Linked DNA regions of Mus musculus: all the other regions are linked to region 3. A link is a loop called in an ENCODE intact Hi-C map of the cell type or tissue named here. Cell type or tissue: left cerebral cortex. All regions are shown on one strand. Each heading gives the region's core, and the rest is flanking DNA. Links, peaks and the distances in the headings are about the cores only.

Region 1 (7,855 bases), core at 1,402-5,401, 58 kb after region 3:
AGAATGCCACACTTGTTTTGCCTGCATGAGTCTCAGAGAGACAGACAGACAGTTGGGGGGCTCTGCAATTAATCTGTGAACAGGCCTGGCATGGTGCTGAGAGTATATGGGCAGTTTCTGGGCTGGAATATGTACCATGGCCAGGTCCAGGTGAGCACCCAGTGAAAGCGGTGTGGGGACAAAGTGCCTCCATACTGGCCCAGGGGGACGAGCTCTCAGACAGAGTTGGGACACCACAGCATTTGCTTTGTCCACAAGGCCCCTGCGTCATTTCCACGCCCAAGTCACTGCCTGAGAACCAGCAGCAACTCTCCAGCCCTGTCCCTTTTCTGTCCTCAAAGAGAAAAAAGCCTTTCACTCTTGGGTGATCTACAGCTTTATAGCTTGGAAACTGATCTCCAGGGCTTGAAATGAGAGTCCCTGGTGCCTTTTATGTGGAGAGAGCCTCACCTGGGCTTTCTAACCTCTTCCTGAATTAACTACAGAGGTAATTCCCTCTGGCATTGCAGCTGCCACTCCTTAGGAGCTGGTGACTCTCCTGGGGCTTGGCAGAGAGAATAAAACCTCCCAGGTTGGAACCTTTCAGCCTCAGTGTGAAGTTTTTTTGGTGTCTGTGCTTTTCCAGTTGGGGACTTTTAGGTTTATTTTGGTCTTTTTGGTCACTTTGCCTTTCCTCATCCCTGCCTTTTTATTTAACTGTAATTTGTGTCATATCTCAGTCTTAAATCAGCCACTGAACAATATTCTTTTTGCTTTATCTCTTGCATCCTCTGACTCACATAAAGATGTGTTTCTGACTCAGGGATCTTGCCTTCTGTTTGGTTCTTACATTTTAAAACAAGTTATAGCAGAGTGTTTTTATTATTTAAAAGTGACTATGTGTCTGAGTGTATGTTTTTGTACCACATGTGTACAGGAGCCTTTGGAGGTCTGAAGAGGAGTAAGATCCCCTGGACCTAGAGTTACAGACAGTTGTGGGCCACCATGTGGGTGCTGAGACCCAATCCCAGGTTCTTTGGAAGAGCAGCCAGTGCTTCTAACCTCTGAGCTATCTCTTCAGCCCTGTAGCAGAGTTTTAAAGCAGACAAAGTTACTTATTCTTAGGCAAACTTTCAAATGTGTATCAACACAGTTGGACAGTATTATGAATTCATAACCTTTTAGATGTGTGCTGATGTTTTTCTTTTCTTGTTGTCCTTATTTGTTTATTATTGATTTATTTTACCATAGAGAAGGATAGCCACTCTTTGGCCCGAGCTTGGTATGTGGCAAGGTAAGATAGTAAGCATTTAGATACGAAACTCTAAAGCTAGGCTGTACAGACGATCGCATATGCTTAATGATGTTGCTGTGAAACAGTTTTGTCATGCTTTTTTTTTTTTTTTTTAAATTAGGGGCTGGGGAGAATGCTCAGTAGGTGAGAGCACTTGCTGCTCCTGCAGAGGACCTGGGTTCAGTTCCCAGGTCTCACGTCTGGCAGTTTGTAGCCACTGTAACTCCAGTTCCAGGGGATCCAAATCCTCCTCAGTGTTAGAGATCAAACCAAGGGCCTCCTGCCTTCCAACTGTGCTCCACTACTGAACCGCATTCCTATGCAGTTTTTAGTCATGCCACAGAGAACGGAGTGGTAATTTGCACAGCTTATAACCAGTGTGAGTTTGTGACTTTCAGAAGCTAGAAGTATGCTATCCATGAGCCTAAGTATTATTTGCAAGTTATTGTGTGTTCTCAAAATAGATTCAGCAGAATTTCGTTTTGACTCCCAACTGCCATTTCCACCATGGGTGTCGCATGCAGACCTTGGGCTGTCCTTCCTTCAGCTCGTCTTTAGTTGTAGCTTCTCTGTACGGTTGTAGCTGGATAAGAAGTGTGTTTTGTAAAGACACATAGATTATGCAACAGCATTATTGCGAATGTATGCCATCATTTGACATTATCTAGTTTCCAACTAGAATTTCTGCATATTGGCGACTGTTTGTAGTGAGTGATTTTTTTTTTTAAATGTATTTATTTTTACTTTATGTGCATGATTTTTTTGGCATTATTTTATGTATTTGGTATTTGCAGAGGCCAAAAGAGGGTGCTAGACCACCTGGAATTGGAGTTACAGAAAGGTTTTGAGTTGCCACATGGGTGTGGGGAACTGAACTCAGGCCTTCTGCAAGAGCAGCCAGTGCTCTTAACCACCGAGCTCTTTCTGCAGCCTTAGTGAATGTTGATTTTTTGAATGAGTGAATTTTTATATCTGAAGTGAAATGTTAGCACTCTGACTTCCTGCATGGCAGCTAATTCAACTTTGCTTCCCTTACTAGATGACCTCTCCCTGGCTCAGCACAGCCATCCTGTACGCCCCTCGGACTTCCTGCCAGAGAGAAGCATCCTGCACAGTGCTGCACAAGTGACCTTATCAGAGACTGTTCCCAGGTCCCAACCAAGCATCTCTGCCCTTGTCCTCTCCTCTCCGTCAGCGACAGCTTTTGATACAGCCTTTTTAAGCCAGAGACAACAGACTCAAAGTACAGCGGAGCCCAGTTTCTTTGAGGCAAATTACGGATCCGTGACGAGTAATGAGGTGGCCCTCGATGATGAGGAGATGGATAACTTTTTGCCAGATGCTCATTGGACCTCTTCAAGGGGGGTTTCCCCAATGCGGTATATCACACCGAGTCCACCAGAGCCACCCCAGGAAATGCTGGAGCCTGGCACGACCCCATCACTTCCCACCATTTCTTTGCCGGATGAAGTGCTGTCCGGATGTCAGAACACAGTGCAACAGGCAACTGTATATGTGGAGCCGTCCACGTACTTCGGCACTTCTTGGTCAGCTTTTCTCACGTCTGAGGGCATCATTCCAACTCCTAGTAGGAATTCGGTGCTTCATCCTATAGAAATTCACAGCCAGTTATCAAGCAAGGCTTTGCCAGAGACAGTAGCTTCTGTAACAGAGGGCGCAGAAAACCTCCTTTTTAGCTCCCGGATTTCAGTGTCTCAGCCATCAGGCAATGGCATGACTCAACAGCCATCTGTCCCCCTGTGGGAGGTCTCACAGCCTCTAGTGGGTGTCCTGGCCACAAGCTCGGACAGATACCCTAATGAGACCACTGCTTGGATCGAACACCCAGAGGAAGCCATCGCTCTAAGAGCACACCCTGGCATAACCACGTCACCCACAGACCCCACTTTTAGCAGTCAGCCTTCTGCTCTATTTTCAACCCCACTTTCATCTGTGTCTTTTGCTACCCAATTACCTGGTGTTTCGGAGGACTCCTTCCTCTCTAGTGAGGCCAGGGGAGCCTTAGAGTCATGGCATAGCTCCCCAGTCCCCAGTTTTACTGACCATCCTTATGTCCTGAGCCCCGAGTCTTCCCTGAGACCACACACAGGGTGTGTGTCTTGCGTTGTCTCATCATTTCAACAAGAACTGGCCAGGAGCCTAACAGAGAAGGACATGGGGTCAGGCGACAGGCTTGAGACTTTGTCTACTGCCTCGGTAGAGGCAAGTCATGTCTCTCCATTGAGCAGTGTGGGCACAGACCTCTCTGAACTTGAAGAGCCTCAAGAATTTAATACGCTTTTCCCTTCCAGACCTGTGTTTTCCTTTTCTTCCAGACCTGTGGGGCTGTGGAAAGCCAGCATGGATGTGTCACCCGAGGTGGATGTGAGTGGCATTGCCATCACTCAGGTGTACCCTTCCCATGGCCGCCTCTCCACACCAAGCTCACTGGATTCGACTTTTGGCTTCTCTGTCACCAGTGATCTAGTGATGTCATCCAGTATGATCCATCTGTTGTCCTCTGTCATCCCCAGCACCCATTTTGACTCATCTTTCTCCTTGACTGCAAATCAAAACAGTCCATCCTTTCCAGCTGGAAAGCCAAGCCTTCTCACCTCTCCCAGTCTGGTCCCCTCAGCACAGTCTAGCGCTTTCTCTCACGGAGCACCTACCAGCTCTCTGGAACTCCAGTCTGGAAGTCGTTTGGATTTCACATCCGGCTTTTACTCCACTCCGCCCCTGGACTTCAGCACTCCAGCCCCTTCACGGTCAGACGAGCTTGCTTTCCCATCTTTGATGTCAAGCGATCCATCAACCTTCTTTTCTCAAACTTTTTCCACCATGGCTGAGACATTTTCACTGTCCAACTCTATGAATTTGCAATCACCTCAGCTTTCTGTTCTTAATCCCACAAGTCTAGAGCCGTCTCAGCCACAGTCAAGTGCAGACCTTCTTTTGAACACAGTCACTGTTCTTCCTAGTCCCCCCGAGAGGCCCCCACTTTCAAGCTCCCCCTCTGACTCTCTCGAGTTCACCGAAGTATCCAGAGTTTCACTGAGAGAATCCCATGTTCATCTTACCTCAGCTTTCTCTGAAACTACCTCTGCCTTTGAATTTTCACCCATTCCCCATGAGTCCACTATCAGCACACTGGTGCCCTCCAGCTCTGAGCCCTCTCTTGGCATCTACGCAGCTGGGACTCACCTCACATCACTGCCAACAACTGTTTTCCATTTGACACCCATTTTAACCGAGTCATCTCCATTCTCGACTCTGACACCTTCCGATGGCAGTGTGCGTGTGACAGATCATCACACACCAGTCTTACCCACACCCTCCAGTGTCATTCCAAGCAGCACAGAGTCGATCTCTGACCCGTACCTGTCAGCCTCCTCATCACTTGTTTCTGAAGTAAGCCCTTCACCTCCGCCCACAAAGCCAGTCATGGGCTCATCATTGACATCCACAGATTTCCCGCCCAGTACTTCCCCAGAACTAAGTACATCCCTGGAACTGAGCATGCCCAGTGCCAGCACTGCCCCTGGTGATACTGTGGACTCTGCTCTGAACAGCGAGCCTATGAGTCAGAACCCTCAGGGGAACAGTGTACCCCCTCCCCAACCCTCCCTCGGTCCTGCTACCACCTCCACGCTTGAAGCCACAGTTGGTACACCAGCACTGGCCACAGCCAAGCCGCCATATGTGTGTGATATTACGGTTCCCGATGTCTATTTGATCACAACTGGTAAGGCCCTGCTTCCAGTCACCTCTCTGAGATAGAGGACTTCTCGAGGTGTTTGTGTGCAGAATTACAGGACACCATTGTGGTTAGGAGAGTAGGTGTTGGCCTCACATAACCTGTGGGTAGCAGTCCTGTTCCTCTGCTGGCCTCGTGCCAGCTGTCCACTTACCCGGCCTCTTAATCTGCTTTCACAAGTGTTAGAGGAGGACCGTAGTGATGTTAGCTCCATTAGGCTACTATAGAGATTTAAATGTGTAAAATACAGAGCACCTAGGAAATGACCACACAGGATTGCATATTAGTTAGTAATTATCATAAGGTAGAAGAGGCTTGATTTACTTATTATCTGTTTACTGTAGGCTAAATATTTTCTTCCTCACAAAACAATCACAAAGCAGCTTTAAAATGGTTCTACAGGCTTGAAAAAGCAATTGCAAGCTTGTAAGTTAGAAATCTCAGTGTTTATGATAGTTAATGATGTGCCCCATTTTATAATTTTTCTCTGTAGATAATTAGAAGCTATTTCAGGAGCCTCTGACTATCAGGTATCGCACTGTATAATTTTTAGGTGTACTCGTGATTGACTTTTGTCGTCCTTTATTTGAGTGCGTTTAACTGCTCTTGGCCTCACAGAGCGGTTGCTGTGCGCCTGCCCTTCCGCAGTTTTGATAACTGGCGGAGCTGTGTCTCCACACTGTTCTGGACGGGCCTCAGCTCGTCTGCAGCCTCATGTATGTTGGCTTCTTTCTTCTTGGCAACTGTCGCCTGGGAAGAGTCTAGACAAACGTAGAGGGATTGATTGATTGATTGACTAGATGGCTCTCCATAGTAATGAAGTGGAGCTACTTCAGGGGTGTTGATCCTTGATGGCTTTAGGGGGACCCTTGGACTCTGACCTCCACTGACGGGAGTCAGGCTTTGTTTGAAGGTCTCCATACCTCTCTTCTCTTGGCTTTGGAGAAACTGTTGATACAAACCAATTTGTACGATACATGTTTCTGGGTGGTTCCGAATTTCCAGCCTCACGTCCTCGTGTTACAGGTTTGCCATTTCCTGTCTTCCTCAGATGAACCACAGAAGTTGGTAGTTATGGTGGTGGTCAGTGGGGGCCATTAAGTAGCGATCAGCTCTCCTGAGTAGTCCCGTAGCTGCACGGAGCCACTGGTAGGCTGCCCTCCTGCCTCCACTCAGGTCTTCTGATGTTGGTGTTCTCTACACCTCACCTTCCTCACGGTTAGCTCCTCCTGCCTTCCCTCCTCCCTCCCACAAGACCTTCCCACTCATTTTATTTTTCTGTCTTTCTGTTCATCAGTCATGGCGTAGTCTGTCTAGTCAGAGCCTGGTAAGCCATGCTGCGCCGGCTGTTGGTGGGATCAGCCAAGGTAGCCAGACTGGACCATGAGTTTGTAATGATGCCATGGACTGAAGAGGTGACAACAAGTGACACTTACTGGGGAAACAAACAGCTTAAGCACTTGTTTTTTTTATATAATGAATGGAGAATGGGGAGTGATTCTGTCTTACGTTTCAATAATTAAAACAGGATGATGAAACATTGACTAGTGGGACTAGAGAGATGGTTCAGTGGTTAAGAGAGTATGCTGCTCTTGCAGAAGATGGGAGTTCAAGTCCCAGCACCCACATTGGGTGCCTCACAGCTGCCTGTAACTCTAGCTCCACGGGATCTGACTGACTTCTTTTGTTCTCCATAATCACCTGCATGTATATGTAATCTACAGACACATGTATGTATCTATATGCATAAATAAAATCTAAAAAGGGAAAGCACTGAGATAAAAAGGGAGGTGTATTAATTACTGGGGAACACATATACTCACTGGCACAGGTTCATATTTTTAAATTTATTTTTAAAGATAATTTTAAGAGTGTGTGTGTGTGTGTAAATACAGGTGTTTGTGGAGGTCAGGAGAGGGTGTTAGGTCCTCTGTATTTGCAGGTTGTGAGCTGCTTGATGTGGGTGCTGGGAGTTCAGCCTGGGTTGTCTGTCACCACAGAGTCAGCTCTCTAGCCCCAGTACAGATTTTTAAATTCGGCTTTTAAATGAAAAAAAAAAATGAATGGAAAGAACTAGATTTGGGGGTGAGAAATATTTCATATCCTGTATAAAATGTTATTACTTGGGCATGATGAAGAGTTTTTCCTTCCATCTGTAGTGGTTAGCATTCCCAACAGCTGCTTTGAACCTCAGTGCAGCTGCCCTCCTTCTGTGGAGGGAGATATCACCAGTTCATTCAATAGCATCTCAGAGACTTTGAAAATATTACTTCTGAGAGCTTTTAAAGCCTCATCCTTTGCCGTCGGATGCACAGCTGGAGACATTCTGTTATTTGTTGAGAAGAAGGTGGGAACTAGAAGCTCCTGCCCCCCTGCGTGGGCCACAGTTGCTCCCTGGTCTTACTGTCTTTCTCAGTGTAATGCCCAAATTTCCATTTTCTAGAATACTTCACAGCACTTAGATCTTTCTACTCAGTCCTTAGTATGGGCCTTATTTTTTCAAAACAAGTTCTAGCATGCTTCATCTCAGCCATGGCTTCCTGAAGTGGCACCTTCCTGCTTCATACTAGCACTAAAATGCATCTGGTGGTTGGATTTTGTTTGTAGTGCTGGCCAGACGAGCTGTGCAGGAGTACATCATTACATCAATTAAAGAAGTGCTGAGAATCCACTTCAACCGTGCGGTGGAGCTAAAGGTGAGACCCTGAGCCTGGGAGTCTGATGTCTGGCATGCTTTCTGGCTCTCATGGGGTGTGGTAAAAGCCCTGGCCTCTGCTCTTGGATTTTTCTCTCTCACTCTCCTCCTGGTAAACTAGTTTTCCTTG
Region 2 (7,855 bases), core at 1,402-5,401, 94 kb after region 3:
CCGGCTGCTACCCATGATTCAGGGTGGCCGCTGGGTACCAGAACCTTGGAGTGTTCTCCCACCTCAGAGACCACGGGGTCCTGGTGGCCACAGGGAGGACAAACAGGTGGCTATAACTCTGCCTTGTCTTCACTCTTTAAATGGAGACAACCTGATGGCTGTGGAGATTTTTCACCAATTGTTATCAGTCAAGTAATAAAATTCTACAACGGCACTCCCCACACCAGCATGGGTTCTTTGGGTCAGACTCTTTTGGGGTTTGCTGTATGGTTTCTATGGCCATCTTAACTGCCCTGTCCTTGGGGATCAGACAGGCCTGGGCACTTGGGGCTTCACTGCTGCGTTTTGTTCCATCTGGGTCTTGTTATATTTATGGCTCACATGTTTGAGAATTCATCACGTCTCTCTCTTGTTACTTGGCTGACCTGCTCGCCTACACCTCCCTGACTTGTCAGCAGTGCGTTCCCATGGGGCCCAGACAACTTGATTGTCCCTGGGATGATAGGTTGAGAAAAAGAAAGAACAAAAGGACCATCTTTCTTCAGAAATAACTGCTGTAATTTGAATATTAAAGACTCAAATTCACCATGATCTCTCTCCTATGAGAAACTGATTAAAGCCCATTTTCACGTGGAGGATGGGGATACAGTGCCAGCCTGGCTTTAGTCAAGATTTTATTTTTAAGGAACCGAAAAACTAGCTCCTAGTGCTTCAGAAAGCGACGTTCGGGGTATGTTAAGAGCCGTGAACTCCCCGTCGGGGGCGGGGCACTGCTTTATTGATCTTCTCTGTGTAGATGGCTTTTGTGTTGTGTTTAAGCACAGATGAGTTGCCCTGTTTTTATGGTGGTTGAAGGTGGTGACTTCCCCAGCCTGTGAGCTGGGCTCTCATGAGGATGTTTAAGGATGTGAGCTGAAATCGGCAGTGGGCCACAGGACTTGTGTCTTGGGGGTGAGTCTTGGTTTATCACCCTGGTAAGCTTGGTGTGTCACTGGGCCATCCTGTATTTCACTCAGGCTTTAGCTGTTTGTGGAGGGTCTACTGTGTGTCACGTTGCTATTCACAAAATACTTTATTTAAACTTCCGTACATAGCTGTAGCTGATGTCCTGAAGGATCCACTATTTATATTCATTACTTGGGATTTATTTCATCAACCAGTAGCAGTGAGAGGGCCACCAATCTCATTTGCATAGCCTTGGCATTAATAAAGCATTTTTGCATGTGGCCATGTTTGTGTCTGACCCGAGCCCTGCCATTCTCTAAGGGGAGGCAGTCACTGCTTGGTCGTGGCCTATGTGGAGGGTCCTGCAGGGGCCAGCGCTGTGTGTCTGTTTCGACATTATTCTTTCAGAAGCCTTTGCTTAGAGGGATGGGCTGTCACTCCTGCAATTTGACTAAAGCAAGCCCTGTCATGGGTAACTACGCTCGTTCGTACCTCGTTCTTTAAGACAAGTGCTGTCTTTCCTATGGGAATATGTAGACAAGCTCCCCACAGTTTCTTAGCCAAAGGCCGAGCTGCTCAGATGGCCACAGTTGTCTGCTACTTCTCAGGTGGAGGCACTTTATGTATGAAGAAGCTAAGAGACTATGTAGCTCAGAGGGAAACATATGTATAAAATTGGAAATTGCTCATTTGGGGATTTTCCTCATTAGTTGGGAGTAATTGGTGTCAAATTGTCAATCTTCTAGCCATCTTAAAAAGGCTGGACAGACACTTGAGAATTATGTGGATGGGTAGATTTATAATTTCAAGATGAAAATAATATTTATAATTACATATTTCCTAAGTTAGAACAATGTATATAAGTCTGATAGACAGGAACCCATCCTAATAGTTAAAGTAGTTTGAGTTTTTTTGTTTTTGTTTGCTTTGTTTTTTTGGTTCAAGAGTTACCTAATTTTTCTTATACATACATACACACATACATACATACACACATACATACACACACACACACACTTACATACATACATAGATGCTTTGCCTTTAAGAGCTCAGCTGAATCATTATGGTAACTTAAAACAAACAAGGGGGGCTGGAGAGATGGCTCAGCGGTTAAGAGCACTGACTGCTCTTCTGAAGGTCCTGAGTTCAATTCCCAGCCACCATATGGTAGCTCACAACCATCCATAATGAGGTCTGACTCCCTCTTCTAGGGTGTCTAAAGACAGCTACAGCGTATTTACATATAATAATAAATAATTTAAAAAACAAGGAAAAAATATTGGGGTAGCAAGTGTGGCCTTATGAAGGGCATATTGCTGATTGCTGTTAAGTGTGTTGTTTTAAGAATGTATTGATTATTTTATGTATGTATGTGGTGTGCCTAAGTGTGTGTATGTGTACCACATGCATGGAGGATCCCTTGGAGCCCAGAAGAGGGGCTTAGATCCCCTGGAATTGGTGGTACAGATGGTTGTAAACCACTGTGTAGGTGCTGGGAATTGAACCCAGGTCTTCTGCAAAAGCAACCAGTGACCTTGACCTCTGAACCATCTTTCTGGCCCCTCAAGTACATTATTCATGCTTAAGTCCAAATGTGTTATTCTAGAGCTAATCTGCTATGAACAGAGGGACAACATGCCAATGAGCAGAGGCCGCTCCTGGGGACACTCATTGAGGAAGGGGTCAGCATGGGGTCAGGTGACTGGAACACAACCCGGGTGTCCAGTAACTAAAGGAACCTAATGGAAGTTTCCTGCAGAAACGAATAAGAGTTCAAGAAAACAAAGATGCCTGACATCTTGGCTCTATTATTGCTTTTTTGATTTGAAGTTAAAACTTTGGGTTGTTTTTTTGATGTAGATAAAAAAATTTTTCTTATACATACATACACACACACACACACACACACACACACACTTACATACATACATACAAAGCATACATAGACCCTTTTTGGCTTCTGTGGGAATCTGCACTCACATTTGAACACACAGACACAGACACAGACACACACACACACACACACACACACAGGAAATACAGTTAAGATAGGGAAGGAGGAAGCCATCTTCAGCCTTATTGTGCTTCGACAAAAGGGACCCACTAAGCCCGGTGAGTCCTTGGTATTTGGTGTCTGGAGGTTTCTATTCTCTATACAGAGCACTCCAAGAAGCTACTGTGTTCATAAGAGCTGGGATTCTCTTCAGTAAGGGGCAACAAGACTTTTAAAAGAGTCTGGGGAGGGGGATCCTCTGCTACTAGGAAATGTTTGTCCACCTGCAAGGAGACCAAGTAGACCATTTGGGGGAAGGCAGTTGGTTTTGGGTTTGTCATTTCCCATGAGGTGCTGCTGAGTCCAGAAATGCATGGAACAGCGGCCTGCTCTAGTAAAGGAAGCTCATTAATTAGAGAATATGGTTGCCAGCTGGTCTGCCTTTTGTTTCCAAGCAACTCTTTGTAAACTATCCTTACAGTACCATTTGTCTCCCTCTGCTGGCAGAAGTCATTATCGCAGACTGCCTTTTCCCTGCCCATTTGGATGTTTAACATTAAGAGTATTAGGTCACAAGGCTAAGCCAACAGCATCACTTTTGAGCCGTAAAGTAATGCATTATGACATCACCTTTGCTCCTATACATAGTATATTGTGTGAAAGCATTCCTTAGGACTCTGATAAAGTCAAGCAGCATTCCCAATGAGCAGACCCATCTGGGCAACTTCATCTTTTTCTAAGTTAATTAATTTTTAATTTTTATGTGCCTAAGTGATTTGCTTGCATGTTTGCGTGTGTACCACATGTTCCTGGAGCCCACAAAAGTCAGAAGAGTTGACCCCTAGAACTGGAATCAACAGGCAGTTGTGAGCCACCATGTGGGTGCTGGGAAGCAAACCTGGGGTTCCCTGGAAAAGCAGTGTGCTCTTAACCACTGAGCCACCTCTACAGCCCCTCGGAGCTGCTTTTTTTTTTAATGCACTTCCATTCTCCTATACTGTGCAGGCTGGATTTGAGGAAACTGTTAATACTCACCCTTGGTCCTTGCAGTGTCATTAAAATGATGTCACCAGACATGGTACTGTGCATCTCAGTGCTGTGCATGACCTCCCTCAGAGGCTCAGAAGCTACAGTCTAGAGGAGGTGCAGCCCCCAAGCTCTGATTCTGGGTGTGGTGTTGGGTGCCTTGGTGTCCTCAGAGAGAACGCCTGTGTCTAGCAGCGAGTACAGGGTGCTTCTGAAGACGTTTGGCTGTGGGCCTTTCTAGGAATGCTTTATCCGTTGGTTGCTGGTCCGCTGAGCTCTCCAATGGGCCTGTTCCTTTGAAGTCTCCTGTTTTCTTTCATGCTTCCTTTGCTTCTCCCCAGTTCCAACTTGCTAGATGTTCTCTTAACAAAGACTCTACACTCATGCTTGCATGTCACTGGACAGGCAGCCGCCAGCATCGCCTCTCAGACTGAACATCTCCTCTGTCTTTCAAACTAACCATGTTGAAAAGGAAGTCTGCTGTTTTATCTCCTTTGCTCCTTTAAAGACCCACCCTTAATGTCACTGCCTTGTTGAGGACCAGGCTTCCAGGCCATTCATTACCTGTTCAACTTTGGATTCTTCTGTCTGCCGGGCTTTTCCCTTCCACTGATTTCGAGAGGGAGAGCCAACCTTTCTTCTCTCTCTGTTTCTCTATCTCTCTGTGTGTCTGTCTCTCTGGCTGTCTGTCTGTCTCTCTTTCTCTTTGTTGCGATCTCTCTGTCTCTCTTTCTCTCTCTGTCTCTCTCTCTGTCTCTCTCTGTCTCTCTCTCTGTCTCTCTCTCTCTGCTAGTCTGTGGGCAGACTGTCTTGATTTCACGCACGTGGTGTCGCTGGGTCTTCGAGTCTGCTCAGATTTTAGAAATCTGCCTCTTTAGAAATAGAGGCTGGTTGTCCAGAGGCTGACTTTAAAAGCCGCCGTTCCGAATGCTCTGTGTGCAGCCTGGCTCCTCTCTCCGCCTCCCCACTGCATTCTGCCCCATGAGCGCAGCTACTGTAATCTCTTCTCAGCCTCTGGTAGTCTCCGTTCATCTCACAATTTGATCTACAGCCAAGTCTCTGAAGCCCCTTTCCCTATAGAGAATGCCTCACACACAGGTCTGTGACAGTGGAGCAGGTGATCTGTTGGAATGGTTTTGTATTGTGGTCTTGACATTTAATCCTCAAGTTCTTGTTTAATCTTTCATAAGCATCTGTGATGAATTCTAAGTATAAACAGAACCTGGCACCCGATCTGTTACAGAGATGTTTGTTGAACTGGGTTGGTGGCTTTGCTGGCAGCCTTGGGTCAGGGGTCACGGGCCTCTGGTCAGCCCTCAGTCTCTTGCTGCCCTTGGACCTCACGCTATCCACCCCGTGTGTTTTACTCTAACCACCCATTGTGTTTCACGCTAACCACCCCGTGTGTATTACTCTAACCACCCCGTGTGTTTCACGCTAACCACCCATTGTGTTTCACGTTAACCATCCATTGTGTTTCACGCTAACCACCCCGTGTGTTTTACTCTAACCACCCATTGTGTTTCACGCTAACCACCCCGTGTGTTTTAGCTGCAGATCCCCAGCGTGAAGGGCTTCGATTTTGCTAAGCAGCATCTGGGCCAGCACAATAAAGACGACATCCTGATTATTCATGAGCCAGCGCCACTGCCAGGCCCTGTGAAGGACCACACCACACCCTCAGAAAACGGAGATGTGCCGAGCCCCAAGTCAAAGCTCCCTTCCAAGAACATACGGCTCAGAGGGAGGTTAGTACTGCGCTTTCTAGACTGTTCTCTGCTGCAGACTCTGTTTCCGCTTTCGTGGCTTATTCTGATATCAGAAACACAAGTGATGAGTATTGCCTTGGGCCGGCAGCCTGGGGGCCGGTTGACTTCTCCAGTTCTACACATAAACCCTGAAGCATTTTCTGTTCCTTCTGCTGGGCCTCTGGATCCGGCTGTGTGACATCTTCCCGCCCAGTGCTTATTTGTGTTGGGTTGCTCCCAGGTTGGATTGTGAATCAGACAGCTAGAAGTGTTTCCTGTGGTGACTGTCCTAAGCTTTGTGAAGGTGATACAAGAAAAAAATGAATGAAAAGGGAACAGCAGGGGCCAGCAAGATGGCTCAGCAGGTAAAGGTGCTTGCTGTCAAGTGTGATGGCCTGGATTCGATCCCTGGAACCCACATGGTGGAAGGAGAGTTGTCCTCTGACTTCTGCACAGGTGTTGTCGCACACTTCTCTCTGGAATAAATAGACGGATTGGGGGAAAAAAAAAAAAAAAAACAACCAAAAAAAAAAAAAAACCTTAAGGGCTGGAGAGATGGCTCAAAAGCTAAGAGCACGAATTGTTCTTCTAGAGGTCAAGTCCCAGCAACCATATGGTGGCTCACAACCATCCGTAATGAGATCCGATGCCTTCTTCTGCTGTGTCTGGAGACAGCTACAGTGTACTCATATAAATAAAATAAATATCTAAAAAAAAGAAAACCCAAAAACCAGTTAAAGTACACGGCCCATGGCACACAGTCAGTCAGCACGCCTCGTGTGCTTGTGATCCATCCACTGGTAGCTGGCTGTGACCTCCTGCTTTGTCTGCAGGTGATCTTTATCAAGCCCTCCATTTTTCTTTGCTTCTTCCCAGCTTGTGACCTTCGTTAGCACATCACAGGCTCTCACCCGCCCCTCCTTGTCCTTTCCCAGTCTCCCTCCAGTCCCTCCTGTCCAGAAAACAGAGCTTGTGGAGAAATGTGCATTAATTTTTCAAACTGCCAGGAAGGCACTTGTTGCCCTCTGCCTGTGGGAACTAACCTGAAGAAGACAAAGCCAGGATCAGGCCGTGTGAGTTGGCTTCCATTCATAGTTTCGGCCTCTGAGGGTCTCTCTGACCACCTCCCCTCAAGATTCCCAACTCTGGCTTTTGATTGGCTGCTGGGAGTGAAGAAGCCTGTGTCCGTACCAGTGTTCAGCATCCAAACCTGTGAGGTCACTTCTGCCTTGGGGACCTGGCTTATTTGAAGAATGTGAGGGATGTTGGTGCTTGGTCCTTAGGGAAGAAATTGAATTCTGCAGGGAGATGCTCTTGGCTTAATTATTTCCCAGGCCCAGAAGCAGCAAATCAGAAAAGATGATTTAACGTGTTTGTAAAAGTTTTCAAAGAAATGCTTTTTCCCCAGCAGCCTCATGGCAAATGACAGTCGGCTCCCTCGTCACAAGGGTCTTCCAGGTGGATACGGTTATCCTGCTCTGCGCTCCAGTCCCCTCTGTGGATTCAACCACCTGTGCACTAAAAATACTCGGGGGAAATAGTGTTGATGTTGAATTACAGTCTTGTTCTTGTCATCAATATTATTATTATTATTTTAAGATTTATTTATTTATTATGTATACAGTGTTCTTCTGCCTGCCAGAAGAGGGCACCAGATCTCATTACAGATGGTTGTGAGCCACCATGTGGTTTCTGGGATTTGAACTCAGGACCTCTGGAAGAGCAGTTCTCTTAACCTCTGAGCCATCTCTCCCGCCCCTTGTCATTATTCTTAAAGCCGTTCATGGCAGCTATCTGCAGTGTTGTGCACAGTGCTTTATGTAGGCATGATTACAAGAGAATGGAGTTACAGACAGTCATTTTGTATTTCATATAAGAGACTTGAGAGTATCTATGGCCCACAGATATTGAGGGCCAGCCGTGGACACCAGGATGTCTTAGCAGCTCATGTTGCTGTTGAAGGTAGGGAGTCTTGGAGAGCAGGGGCTCACTGGGCAAGGCTGTTCCCTGGCCACGGACATCCTGGTGCTGTGTTACCCTTGACTCACGGAGTCAGATCTCGGGGTCAGGGGTCACTGCCTTAGCGTTGTAAGCAGAGGATTCATCTGAAGGTTTGGAGCTGCTTGAGGTGAAACCAGAG
Region 3 (7,855 bases), core at 1,386-5,385:
ACACATGGCTAATTACACTTCCTCAAGGCCCAGCACAACTTTGTGGGACAGCCTCAGGGGCTCAGTAAACAGTTTTTGGATTCTTACCCTGGTTGGTTCTTTCTCGTGCACAATTGCTCTGTGCCAGGTCCGGTTTGCGCCAGTTGTCCCATGGCTCAATGTCCAATGTCGCCTTGCTGTGGCGATTGTCATTGGCTCTTCTAGGTAGCCCAGGAACATTGTCTTTGCCCACACACCATTCTTCCTTCAATTTTAAATTTCTTTTCATTTTAACTTTTGAGACAGGATCTTACTATGCAGTCCTGGTTGTCCTGAACTTGCTATGTAGAACCAGGCTTGTCTTGAACTCACAGAGATCTGCCTGCCTCTGCTTCCGGAGTGCTGGGATTAAAGGCCTATGCCACCATACCCAGCCTCCCCCTTTCCCCTTTAAAGATCTCCAAATAGCTGTCACCAGTGGGGTATTCTCTTTCTTGTCCCCAGTCTGCTTTCACTGGAACGTAAGCACCATCAGCAAAAAGCTTCCTTCTGTCTGCTGTCTCCCAGTGCCCACTGTGGTGTCTGTCATATGTAGCAAGAGCTCAAAATGTGGGTGGAACTTAAGGGAACGTGTGGATCTTGTATCAGTCACCTTTCTTATCACTGTGAGAAAAACACTGACAGAAGCAATGTAGAGGAGGAAGAATGTCCTTGGACTTGTGGTTTCAGGGGTATTGGTTCCTTGTGGTGGGGAAGATAAGGGACATTCCTGTGCCCAGGGGTTATGGTCCCACCTGTTCATGCCATGGCGGCTCAGGAAGCAGAGCCCTGCAGATAGAGGGCATATGAAAAGAACTCACGGCCACAGTGAAGTATCAGCAAGGTCTACGATGAGCATGCAAACTCTGAAATAAAACACCCATCTTTGCCCTTTAGTGTGCAGACCTTCCTTCTAACCTAATGGGCTGAGTTCAGGGGCAGAATTTAAGACTCCTTGCGTTGCGAAAGCATTCAGCCAACTCTGTGTGACCCTGGAGCATATCTTTCCTTGGTTCTTTGCTTTGTCCTATAGGATTTGTGTAGATACCCTTTCCATCTGTCAAAGCCCCATCACCACCTCTGCAAACAACTATCCCTACCCCCACCCCATAGCCAGACACAACAGTCGTTGGCCCACTTTTGGGAGGACAGACCTCAGGACAATATCACAAGGACTCTGGAATTGAGTCGGGCTGAAGGAGTGGAATTACGGGGTCCTGGGCATTCAGGCATGGGAAAGATGGATCCTGGTGGGTTTCCCTTGGCTCCTCAGACTCTTGGGCCTGTGGGGCCCAGGTGCAGCTGGTAGAGGCCCAGAGCTGTGCCTGTTTTGCCCATGAGTAAAACTGACCTCATCCCTCTGCTCCCCTGAAGCGGGCTAGAAGCCTGCTGAGGACCCATGCTGACTCTCCCTCCTACTGGTTGGCGCTTCACTTGTGGCTGAGGGAAAGCTCATCTCTCATTTATTTATACACAAAATGAGACTGGGTGGAAAGGTGTTTAAAACCAATGCTTCTATATCCTTTTATATCTCCCTCCCAGTACCAACAAGTCATACAAAGTGCTAAGACATTGCCACTGTCCATTGCATAGTTTTGTATGAATGCTCTGAGGCTGTGTCTTAATCCCTATTTTTAGACACAAATGTGCACAGAGGTGTGACTAGGTGTGGGGGCGTGCATGTTCACTTGTGTATGCACACACATGAGTACACACACACACACACACACACTTCTGCTTCCCTTTGGCATTCATTCCTGCTGGATCTGCAGAGTCACACTATCTGCCAGCTGAGCCCTGGGAGTCATTTTGCTAGACACTGAGGGAGAATGCTCTAATTCCCTACAGAGGTTGGTTTTACGTTTTGAGAGCAGAGAGACCAAGGGACTCTGGGGATCCCCTTTTCCTTAGAAAGTTGATGCCCTGGGGTCCTTCCTGTTAGCCCAAGGTTGCATTTTTGTTAATTTCTAGCAGTGTCTGAGTTGACTCAGAATGGTGTGGGAGATTTCTTCCTCCCACTGTCTAGTGCAGTTGGGAACTTCCTGGAGGCTGAGGCCAATTGTAAAGGACACATAGATTCCCATCAATAAATATATAATGAAATCTTCCTGGAGCCGTGGGGGATCCTGTGTGGGGCGATAACATGTTAGAACGTCATTTTAACTTAGTGTGTGTGTATGTGTGGACTAACAAGTTCATAAAAAATAACAACACAATAGGACTAAATGTCAAGAGCTGCTCCAGGCTGTGCCCCGTGGCCAGGTGAGTAATTCAGAGAAAAGCGAGGAGAGGGGAGCCATACCTAGGGCTATTGTGGTCAGGGTGCAAACATGCTCAGACAAGCAAACTCTCTACTTGGGTATGCTGGAGACAACTCCAAGAATGTATATGTCTGGGGGAGCAGGAGAGCAATGTATGGGGGTTGCTTATGACAAGTGACACAATGGAACGCAAAAATTAGGGTCATCAACAAAAGCTTATAACCTAGATTCTCATCTTCCCTGAAATTTAACAGGTGCCTATTTTTTTTTTTTTTTCAGAACAGGAACTTCTGATTCTTTGCCTAGATAGATGAGTTTGCCCAGCAAAACTGGGTAGCATCTTTCTGGGTCTTTTGCCTACCTCACTGAAGAGCAACCTTGATCCTTGGCCAGTCTGGATGGCTGACATTTCCCACTGTCTGTCATAGTTTCTCACTCAACAAGATACTTCTCTTATGCACGGCTTGCAGACCACGGCTGGTGCAACCTCTGAAATACAACTGTCCAAAATTGTAGTGTGTTCTAGGACCTTCCAACCTTATTCGGCCTTCAGAGTTAATGCACTTGGCTCTTAGCACAGAGACACATGCTAACTCCCATCCACACCCCCATTTCCCCAGGAAACTAACCCCCAACAAGGTCTTTTTCATCATATATTGGTGCTACTTTCTTTTTTAAAAAATAAGGCCTGGATCTGTGTGTTTGTGTCTGTCCACTTTGATTCAGCTTCAGTAGCCCCTTTCTGAAGACTCACTAAGCTCAGGGCAGTAGGCCTAGGTCTTACCAAAGGCCCACCTTTGCCAACAAGGTGGCACAGCTCTGGAAAGGCAAAGGATGGGCTGAGCCCTGTGTGCCTCCTCCCCATTCTTTTCCAGCGCGCGGGCTCTGGGAAAGAGAGCCGACTTCTCTCGGCTTTGTCCGCTCAGCAGCCCGGGGTCTGCCAGGGACCACGGCCGCCCCGCACACACACCTGCTGCCCGCCCCGCGTGGGCGGCTCGGGAGGAGCGTGCTCCGGAATCACCCGGTTTGCGACCGTTCCTCTAGGGCCCCGGGGGTGCGGGTGCGGGGCGGCGCCGTCCCGGGCGCCCTCCTGAGAGGCGGGTCCTGTGGGAGGGCGGGGACCGGGTCCCGCCTCGCCCTCCGCCGGGCCGCCCGCAGGCAGGCGCCGGGCCGGCCGGGAGGTGGTGCTCGCCTCCCCGCGCGGGGCCGTGCGTTGCCCGGCAGCGGCTGCGAGGCTCGGGAGGGGGCGGAGCGGCGCGGCCGGCGTGCAGCGGCCCCAGTCCGCGGATCCGGCCCGGCCCGCCCCCGCCTCGCCGGCCTCGCTGCGCGCCGGTGCTAGGCGCCCAGTCTCCGCCGCAGCGGACGCCGGCGTCCCGGGCCTGAGCGCGCCCACGCCCGGAGGCCGGGGTGTCGGGGAGCCGACGCGTGGCCATGGAGCGGGAGCCCCGCGCCAGGGTTGCACTGGTGCCGGAGCGGTGCGGCCGCGGGCCTTCCTCCCGCCACCGCCGCCCGGGGCTGCTGCTCCCCGGCCTCTGGCTGCTGCTGCTCGCCGGGCCGGCCTCGTGCGCCCCAGGTAAGCCTCGCGGAGCCCCCCGGGACGCGGCCGCCACCCTGGCCGCCTTCTCTGCCGCGCTCGTCACCCCCTGGCTTCCCCACCCGCCCATCCTCTTTTATTCTTCACCGCTCCCTCGCCCTCCTTGCTGGAGATGCTTTCCTATTCTTCCTGGGCCCTGCAAATAAAGGCATGGAGGAGAGGAATAAATCCAAAGGAAAAAAGAGCGAGCGGTTTCTGACCGGTCTTGCTAAAAGGTCTGCAACCTAGTCTTCCGTGAACCATGTTGCCCGAGGCGGGTTTGGTGGTTTCTGCTCCGAAGATGCCTATTTTCTTTTTCCCCTTTGCAAAATGCAGGCACTGGAATTGTGTTTGTGCACGGTTGTGTGAATGTGGCGTAGCGAATGTTTTGGGATACTTTTATTGTTGGGGCAAAGGGATGCATCTGGTGTGTGCAGAAGAGCAGTTGTGCATTGCCGTGAACACCCAGTGTTACCCCAGATGCAAGCAAGCTGGCTGTGTCCCCCAGTGCGCCAGGACACAAAGAACATTCAAAGAAAAAAATCTCTTGGAAAGCGCCCTGGCCATGGATCTTTCCAGGGAACTAGCTATTGGTATTACCTCCACAAAGGCATTACAATGGAGTGTGAAAATATTTTGAGTCTGAAGTGTCAGGGCATGAAAGGAGTCATGGTTGGTTTTTATAATAGATGCAATTTAGTGACTGTTCATCAGCATGGGATTAAGAGACATGATTTATGAGGCGTGTGGGTGGGTTTTGTTTGTTGAGGAAATGGTTTAATTCATGTTGCTTCCCCGAAATGTTTATTTATCCATCCTGAGCACGCACTGCACTGGACTGGAGACCATCTCTGAGGTGACACAGTGCATCCTGTGATTGCCCCAGCCCACACGTGCTTGGTTGCTTTGTGGGTAGGAAAGGAAAGGAGAAAGGAGCAGTTTAGGTGGAGAGCTTCTTCTCACTGCTCAGGAGAGACAGAAAAGCCATGAAAGCAGCCCAGAACCCTGCCTGCTTGTGGGAGCAGGGCCAGAGGACTGCCAAGTGGTTTGAAGGAAGTAGAACGCATTTGAAGGTGTCCCTTAGGCCCGACTGTGGGCATTATAACTAGTGCCACAAAGGGGATGGTGGAATACAAGCGAGGAACGGACTTAAGGGAGCACAGGTTGGGACCCATTCACTCGATCAGGAGGAAATCGAGGCAGAAGCATCTTGCTCAAGGTCACCGCCTGGATGATGAGAGGAATTGCTATAGCTCTCCATTCCCCTTTTTCTTTCCGTGACCCACAGGCCGGGGTCACAGCCGAAGCCTCCAGAGATTTCCGCTAGCTGGGTGGAACGCTGCCTCAGGGAGCCACAGCAGAGGTAGGGTTGACAGAGTGGGCCTCTTTTTAGGCTGTGTGTGCAGTGGCTGCAGAAACTTTGCCTACCTTAGCTAGCATCTCCTGTCCCAGTCTCGTTCCGAGAAGTCCAGTCCAGTGTTCCTCGGAGAGGAGTTAGTCATTCCGAGAGCTCTTGACTTTAGAGTCGACAGAGAAAGCTGGATTCTGCTGGATTTGACCGTCATGGGACCTAGCTCACTAATTGTTAACACTGATGTGTGCCAGGTGCTGTGTGACCTGGTCACATTATAGGCTTTATGATCCCAGCTTAACTGAGGAGGACCTTAACAGGTGTTTAGGAGAGTCTGGCTTCAGATTCTGTGATACGCTTAGCTTCCCGGCCCCAGCGTTTTTCCACTTGCACATGGTCATCTGAATATTCTGGAGAGGCTCTAGGAGATACAGTTGTTTTGCTAAACTTCAAGACACACAGTGGGTGTGTCTACACTGCCTCCCCGTTGTTTAGAAACCCCTTTTCGGGTTCTCTGCTACTCCTAATCCAAAATCCAATTAGGAGATGTGAAGTTAGATGTCTATCCGAGACCTGACTTCACAGAGATGAAGGCGGCATCCTTTCACTAAGTTGCTTCTCTGGTTTGCGTAGCTGCCTCTGGGCAGGAAACACAGAGCTAGAAGCAGTGTGTGAGTAGCATCCAACTTCAGGGGCCTGGCCTCAAAAATAAATCAAGTGTGGATGTGTGTGTCCACTCGGAGTGAACTGCTAGGTGGAGGGTCTTCAGGGATGACCTGAGCGGTGATCTGATTGCAGGCTTTGGGAAGCCAACTTGACAGAGGGTGTCTTGGTAAGGTGCCTAGGCTGCTGGTGGGGTGCCTGGCCATGGCCAGCAACTGTTGATCCTGGGACAAGGTGGTGTGTTTGGCCCAGGTTTTCCCTCGGTGGCACCAGGACCCTCTAGTCTTAGTGTCTTACTTTCAACAACAGCACGGTCAGGGAGACTTTGCTGAGGCCTGTCCTGGAGTGGTGAGGGTGAGGGGATGGGGGTGGTGCCTTAATCTTGTTTGCAGTTCCTCTGGGAGGCAGCAGTCTTATGTCTGGCTAACAAGTTCCCCATCTTCAGTAGAGATGGACTTGATTTTCATGTGGGCCCCCTTATTTACCGTTTTCAGAGAGAGCTCTCTGCTGTATTGATTTGTCGTCTGTTTCTATTTCCTTTAGCATTTTAAATGCATGATTTTTGTTGTTTTGCTTTTCCGGATAGAGTTTCTGGGACTAAAGGCTCACCCCCACCTGGTGAATTTTTTTTTTTTTTTTAAAGAAAACATTTTTAAGTTTGGTCTTGACTATTCACTGTTGTGGAAACACCCCGGAATGCTTGGAGATTTCTTTTGAAATGGTGCTTTCAGGTAGCCAGCCACCCACAGTGGAGAAGGAATGGGGATGGTGGCCCATTCCTTAGTCAGGGACCGTTCCTCTTAAGAATTAGGGTTAGCATGAAATTGACAGCATGGCAGAATCTAGAAATTAAAGCAAGGTGCAGAAAACAGCCACTCAGGACTTGGTATAACTCTGGGTAGCTTGCACTGGCCCTGAGTTCAATACCCAGGACAAGAAAGGAGGGAGTGTGGCTCACCCACAGTTCCACAGCCCATACATAACACTGTAAGTGGGTTAGGTTTTGTTTTTGTAGTAGAGTTTTGTTATATAACCCAGGCCTTAATGTGTAGACCAGGCTAGTTTTAAATCTGTGATGGTCCTTCTTGGGCTCCTGTGTGTGGCACTAAAGGCATGGGCTGCCACCACCGCCACTGCCACTATGACCACCATGATCACCACCACCACCATCACCACCACCACCACCACCATCACCACCTCCACCACCGCTGCTACTGCCCAGCCAAGCAGATGTAAATGTTATGGTGAATAGCTTTACAGATGGGTCTTTGCCTCTCTGTTTTCTGGTATCTATAGGTCTTTATTCTTAAGTATGTATTTGTACAGTGAGAATGATAATATGACTAACTGTCAGGTGTGCCAGGTTGGCTTCCTGTGTGTGTGCTTGGAGTGTGGCATGCTCAGGACATGGTGGTTGCATGAATCAGTAGTCTGAAAGTTGTAATGTTGGAAAAAGCCACAAAGATTTATGCAGCTGATATCCATCATCACATCCATTGATTATTTGTATCAACCTATCTACCTACCTACCTCTCTCTCTCTTTGTCTATCTATCTATCTATCTATCTATCTATCTATCTATCTATCTATCTGACACAGCATCTCTCTTTGTACTCTTGGCTATTCTGGAGCCCTGCTGTGTAGACCAGGCAGGCCTTGAACTCACAGAGATCCTGCTTCTTCCTAACCAGTGCTGGGACGAAAGGTGGATCCTTTGATTATTTTTAAACACTTTTGTCTGCTAAATTCATAATGCATTGTTTTAGTTTTCCTATTTTGCATTTCTTTAGTGTTGATTTTTTGCTTATTTTGTATTTGTATTCTTTGAATTTTGTCATTGTTTCTTCTACTATATTTTCCTCCTTTCAGTGTTTTTCTTTTATATTTAATTAATTAGCTAATTAATTTTTGAGGCACAGTCTAATATAACTCAGGCTGGGTTCAAACTCCCTCTGTAGCAGAGGATGACCTGACCGGCTGATCCTCCTG

The links. Hi-C counts contacts between places; a loop is a spot of excess contacts. Peaks named below come from ENCODE experiments on the same cell type or tissue, not always from the same donor. Only the 100,000 strongest peaks of a DNase experiment are listed, where the experiment ranks them.
Region 1: a loop joins it to region 3, with 3 times the contacts of the local background. A loop is called at or near these places in 5 of 42 quality-filtered maps.
Region 2: a loop joins it to region 3, with 2.4 times the contacts of the local background. A loop is called at or near these places in 29 of 42 quality-filtered maps.

The regions. Positions count from the first base shown.
Region 1 is chr6:38,191,547-38,199,401 of GRCm38, reverse strand. It overlaps D630045J12Rik (RIKEN cDNA D630045J12 gene), which reads left to right. Exons shown (of 20, transcript NM_194061.3): 2 at 2,313-5,018; 3 at 7,638-7,726. Among named protein-coding and RNA genes, the nearest start is that of Gm52858, 55 kb to the right of the region's middle. In left cerebral cortex, for the core only: no CTCF peak of the experiment used is centred there; DNase peaks (open chromatin) are centred at 2,934 and 3,818; H3K27ac peaks cover 1,302 bases.
Region 2 is chr6:38,155,908-38,163,762 of GRCm38, reverse strand. D630045J12Rik (RIKEN cDNA D630045J12 gene) reads left to right here. Exons shown (of 20, transcript NM_194061.3): 11 at 5,519-5,715. Among named protein-coding and RNA genes, the nearest start is that of Gm52858, 20 kb to the right of the region's middle. In left cerebral cortex, for the core only: a CTCF peak has its summit at 3,445 (motif pointing left); a DNase peak (open chromatin) is centred at 3,431.
Region 3 is chr6:38,249,865-38,257,719 of GRCm38, reverse strand. D630045J12Rik (RIKEN cDNA D630045J12 gene) reads left to right here and starts at 3,581. Exons shown (of 20, transcript NM_194061.3): 1 at 3,581-3,852. The coding sequence starts at 3,711. In left cerebral cortex, for the core only: a CTCF peak has its summit at 3,438; DNase peaks (open chromatin) are centred at 4,089, 4,285, 4,708, 5,230 and 3 more places; H3K4me3 peaks cover 2,424 bases; H3K27ac peaks cover 2,210 bases.